Regions from separate parts of the Homo sapiens genome. Here region 1 is linked to region 2. Evidence: chromatin loops called from intact Hi-C (ENCODE). Cell type or tissue: gastrocnemius medialis. All regions are shown on one strand. Links, peaks and the distances in the headings refer to the core of each region. The heading gives the core; the rest is flanking DNA. Region 1 has its middle 36 kb from the start of HYAL4. Region 2 has its middle 30 kb from the start of HYAL4.

The links. A loop is a pair of places that touch in the nucleus more often than their neighbours do. Peaks named below come from ENCODE experiments on the same cell type or tissue, not always from the same donor. Only the 100,000 strongest peaks of a DNase experiment are listed, where the experiment ranks them.
Region 1: it touches region 2 in a loop (7-fold over the local background); 1 of 110 quality-filtered maps calls a loop at or near these places.

What each region holds. Positions count from the first base shown.
Region 1 is chr7:123,879,623-123,882,558 of GRCh38, reverse strand. No RefSeq gene overlaps it. Among named protein-coding and RNA genes, the nearest start is that of HYAL4, 36 kb to the right of the region's middle. In gastrocnemius medialis, for the core only: no CTCF peak of the experiment used is centred there; no DNase peak of the experiment used is centred there; H3K27ac peaks cover 386 bases.
Region 2 is chr7:123,813,303-123,816,238 of GRCh38, reverse strand. It overlaps a transcript of HYAL4 not described here and the pseudogene HYAL6P. Among named protein-coding and RNA genes, the nearest start is that of HYAL4, 30 kb to the left of the region's middle. In gastrocnemius medialis, for the core only: no CTCF peak of the experiment used is centred there; no DNase peak of the experiment used is centred there.

The DNA.
Region 1 (2,936 bases), core at 228-2,727, 66 kb before region 2:
TCTCGTGTAAATGTTAACCTCATTCCAAAACGCCCTCACAGACACGCTCAGAATAAACACAGTCTATGGCTCAGTCAAGTTGACACATACAATTAACCACTATGCTAGGTATCTTAGTGGAAGAGAATGCCGAATGCAATAAGTAGTCCCAGTGATAACCCAAGAACTTTCATTTTCCAGAAACAGAGAACAAAGTCTCCCATTTTAAGTTTGTACAATTGAAGTGATACTAGAAATAAAAAATTGATAGCTCCTGGGCCCTTAGGAGGGAACAAAGTGTCCAGTTCATATATGAATTTTCAGTAACATTCAGATTTTTCCAAGTTCTTAAGATCAGCATTAAATACAAAAGTAAGAGTGTCTGTATGTACTTAGTTCTCTGGTAGGAATGAAAACCATAATACTAACATTCATTTTGGCACAAAATTAATTTTTCCAATTATTAAATCTTTATCATATAAGTTTATAATTATAATATTGTAACAGACCTGCTGTTCAAGGTTTAGAATAAGCAAAATCTCAAAAACAATAACAGCACCATATATGATTTTATATTTGTTGTGTGTGGCTTCAAATGGCTTCTCCTGGTTTCCTTTTATTGATGAAATTATCATTTCCTTGAATCATTTATGGCTTTTTATCTGTAATAGAATTTCAAACCCAGTACATTCTTAAGACCCTTAGAATTTCAGGCCCAGTACATGCTTAAGAAACTTTAGTTTAGCTGTCTCCAGGAAGTCTTTCTAGAATGTGACCAAAAATATATTTCTAATATCTGAGATCATGAGTTTTTCTCAATATGATTAGATGGCAGTCAAAATAAAGTCTAAACAAAATAATTTTTAGATATCTTTTGAGATTAGCATAGAGATGTTATTCCTCATTTCTTTGTAAAATTGAATACTTCCCCAATATGCAGATGTACTATAATTTAGCAAGCTCCATGTTGATATACATATGGATTCCTTCGCCATTTTTTTCTTATTTGTTGATAAATTCAAGTTATTTGTCCTGTAGAATTCCCTAGGATCTAAATTTTGATGATGTCATCTCTAACTTCTTGTTTAGCATTTTCCCTTATTCTTTATGTTTCTTGAGTTAGTAGATAGATTTTTTTTTCCCAAACCATGCTGAAAACATCGGAAGTAGCTAAATTTTAAAGGCCTGATCAAATTTCAGCTTGATTTCTGGAAGGATTATTCTTAGTTGATGTTTCATACTTCAACTAGGTGGTATATAATTGTCTGGTTGACTCTTTTTTGTGATTTTAGCAGCTATTGAGGGTCAATGCCTCTATCCATTAATTAGAAGTTACAAAATTGTTCTATTCTAATTACATCATACTTTCCCCGTTTATTGGCTTGAATAAAAAGAAATTACTCTCCTTCACTATTTGGTTACCCTCAAGTACAGATTATGTAGGAAATGCAGAATAAATGATTGATTATCAGTTTTCAGAGTAATGAGTTGATTCCTTAATATTGTTCAAAAGTGGCCAATGAAAGATTTTTGGGTTTGTTTTAGTATCATTTTGACTTCATGGATTTAAATATATCTGATGTATTTCAACCCATTGCAGTTAGTATTTCTTCAGTGATTTTCAAATTTCACATGTTTGACAGTGGGAGGCTCTTTTAAGTTGACTCAAGGGTGCTTTTGATACAATTCTAGTAATCCTTGATAGCTTCCTTGCTTTATGTTATAAGAAGAGATTCCAGACTCATCTAGAGCAATTCCTGTCTTAGATAGGCCTGGAATCAGACATTTTCCTAAGGAGTCCTGGTTTCTTTATGAATAAACAAAATTTAGATACTTAGAGTATGTCAGATGGGTACATTGCTAGTAGACCAGTTAATTTAACAGTTTTTCTTCCAAGGGGTCAAAGAAAGCACTGACTGCCTGATACCAGAATCACTATACTTGTGAATTATATATCTTTGTAAATTGGTTTTTAAAAAGTACAAATAAGTCTTCTATAGTTTCTGCTGGAGATCTGATGGAAAGAAAATTAGTTGAAGTTTCAAAAGTAAAGGTTTAAAGCCTGGGAACTGCTGTGTGATATTAAGTAAGTCATTTCACTATTCTGAGTTATACATAATTTCTTGTACTTCAAAATAGAGATAATATTACCTATCACAACTTTTATGAGAACCAGTATTGAAAGTACATCATAATAACAGCTAACATTTCCTAGAATGTTTTATATGTCAGCTTTTGTGCTATGTTACCTAGTTTATATCATTAAATCTGTATAAAAGAACAAAAATTATTATTATTATTATCTCCCTTTTATAAGGGAGAGCACCAAAGATTAGAGTGACTGGTATCTTGCTGTTTCTGTAAAGGAAAATTACCATGATCCTAAGAAGCTGAGGTCATCAAGCGGAGTAGGAGGTAGATTTCCTATCCAGGAGCAGTGAGCCAAATTAAATGCACAGGTAATCTACAGCTGCAAAATGTGAGAAATGATTGAACATAACCAGTAGTAGCAGCCCAAATTAAGAAAAATGTTAAAATGCATTAAATTTATGCTCAAAATTAGAACAAGTATATTTGGATTCATTTACAAGAAGAGGAAGACAAAGTTATGATAGAAAGAAAGCTCAGCAACTGGGATTACAGACTGGGCTCTTTTACAAACTCGCCATTTGAGTTTGTCAAGAGATTTATTCTCTCCAGGTCTCAATTCTTCACAGGGGAATGAGGATATGTGATTTCACAAGCTAATCTTCTAGGATAAAAATAGAACAGTAATGCTTGAGAAGAACTTTGTAATAACTCACTACTGATGTGCAGAGTTAAAAAAAAATTACAACGTATTTATAGGTTCTACCGATTCAGGTTTCTGAATCACTCATTAATTCCTTCATTTAACGATACTTGTTGAAGACCTACTAAGTGTCAGACACTGTAGCAAGTAGTGTTCTAGCAGTGAA
Region 2 (2,936 bases), core at 202-2,701:
AGAATTAGAACTAGTGGTATGAAGTTATTAAGAGGCAAAGTAGATTAAATATACTTAAAAACTTTCTAGGAATTAATATTTCCCCCAAATGGCAGTTTCCCTTCTAATATAAGAAGTGCCCCCATCAAAAAGTGTTAAAGTATAAGAAAGGGTTTTTATTTGGGTAGGAGATGGGTTAGTGCCCATGAGATTCTTCCAAATTTTTGTCATAATGCTATGATTCTTTTCCTTCTAAACTTATTGAATGAATAGCCCATTCTGAATAATACTGAGTAATCCTGCAAAGATGAATATGTCAAGTCTAATTAATAATTGGATTTTATTCTGAAATATTTAGGAAGAATTGCTACTGCTTTTAAATGGCCTTATCTCAAACCTAAGTGGTCTAAGTGAGCTGTGTATTGTCCATACAACAGCTCTGCTTCTGTGTTGGGTACTGGCATAAAGTATTGTTGGCTCTCAGGTATAGATGGAGATTTGAGGATTTTCTTATCTAGCCACCTATCCAATGATTGAATCCTTACAAGAATGTCCTATGTGACAATCTAGTTAAAGTTTGGACACTTGCCATGTCTTCAAACTTATTATCTTCTAAACAAGCTCATCTCCACATCTGTAGGCTTCCAGCTTTGTGTTCAGTCTAAAGACAATATCTGTCTCCTTATATAAACCAGTTTTAATGCCTTGACAATAACCACTAGATTGCATTGTTGACTGTTAAAGACAAAATCAAGAGAACCTATGTAATTTTTTTAGTTAGCCTAGCTAATTAAAACATACAAATGCAATATAATGAGAAATGTAGTTGGTTAATAATTTACCCTAAGCTCTATGTTGCACGTTTTTGATTTGGAAAATTGCTGTTACCTTTTCATATTAAGAAGTTAGTTCTAAAATTTCTCTCTGGTTAAAATTAATCTGTCTGTTACATTATTTAAATCAAGTTTAACCTCTGTTCTGTAGGAAACTCCTGTGAATGCTAAGCTGGTAAGAATCATTATCCAAAAGTGTTAAGTGTACATCTAATTGTCAGTGACATTTTTCAGAATTGAGTTGACATTTGAAGAAATATACATGTTTAATAAGAGAACAGCATTGTATTGCTAAGGGAAAATAAATATCCTAAAACATTTATGTATAGGCTTTATATAGTTATTCTACCAAATTTCCATTTTTTTTAAATGTGAGTGACTGTGCTTTTCCTTACCTGTGACAGAGCTTCAGTACTATGCAAATAAAATGGTCTGGAAAAAATAAAAACTGGCAAAACATAGTCATGTCTAGCCATTTCAGCAACCCTCATGGCTTCTCTAACTCGATAGTGAACAAATTTCAAAGCATTTAAGCTTGACTTCAGTATTTTATCCAAATGTATTGAAGGATAAAGTGCTGCGCTTTTTTCCCACAGCCACAATTTGGACAATTACCTGTGTACGTCTCTGGATTTATTCTGTAATCATAATTGTAGCAGTCTGGATAGAGATAAAAGCCCCATAAACATTTTGGTCTCATTTCTAAAGCCAATGTGAGAGTAATGTTCATGAAATTTTTTCCAGCATTTTCAAATTCCTCTCGGGCAACTGTTTCCACTTTCATTTCTGACCAATAAGGATGATGGTTTCTAGTGAAGGCTAAAGAGTGGTTTTTATATATTATTCTGCTGCCCTGATTTCTATCCCATTGGGGTTTCCAACTTTCCCAGTCAATAACAACAAGTTCTTCTGATCTCCACCAAGGGACACCTTCTCCAATGTCATCAGCAGTTTTCCTAAGGTGTTCAGAAAGGCTCACATTCTGCGGTATTCCTCCATTAAAGGATTTTCCATCTTGAGATAAGTAAGGGTAATACCCTAATTCATTTGGATAAAATATGGCAATTTTTGACCCACTCTGAGTCTCTAAAGGATTTGATATAATGTTAAATACTTGAAGATTTATATCCACGTTGAAGGAAGGCATACAATACATTGTTGGGGCTGCCCAGAAAATGTTGAAAGGCTGGCTCTTGATCACCGGAGGCATTGCTGGTTTGAGGGCTGCCTGAGTTAATAGGATAAAGAGTGGTAGCACTCCTAACCACGCCACCCATGGGTTACACATGGCTTGAGGTTTTCAGCATTACAGCAGTCTCCTTGAAAATAATAAGCAAAATATCATACATAATGGAGTCAAATGTCTCTTAAGTTTTGTGGTATACAATGAATAGACCAAATATTTTAAAATATCTTTGAGGCTTATTAATATCTATGCCAATTTATAGTGAAATGTGAAAAAAATATATACTCAATAAAAACTATAAAAAGTTTCACACATTTGTCAGCTATGCAAACTCTAGCTGCTAGCCATTCTGGTTTTAATTTCCTATGATTCTGAATACGCTAACCCAAACCTTCTTGTACTGACAAGCCTTCACTGGCTCTAAGAGGAACTAGAAAAGAAGTCTGAATGGATTGTCATATCTCCTTATTGATTACTTACAAAGTGACTCCAAGAACATGCCCACTTGAAAATTAACAAATATTGGGATTTTAACTAATATTAAATAGAACAAAAAGAAATAACTAACTGTACTAACAGTAAGTAATACTTTACATGCAATTTGAAATGCACTGGCTTCAAATGTTTATTTTTAAAACAGAGAGCAGTTACCCTTGGAACTAGCATAGGCTGAAATAAAAAACAAGTAGAAATGTTAATTACCCTGTGTTGATTATGGATTTTGGTGCTATCATCTTCTTAGGCATATAAACAAGCCTAAAATCCTATTAGTTCTTTAACTCCAGTGGTTTTCCTATAAAGAAACTGGATTGTATATTCAGCAGTTAAACCCTAAATAAAACTTGTCTCTTTAGGCCCCTTTAACTAGTCTGTTGGGACGAAAACTGCCAAAGAATCTTCCCAGAATATAAGGACTATCTAATAGTTGATGCATTCCA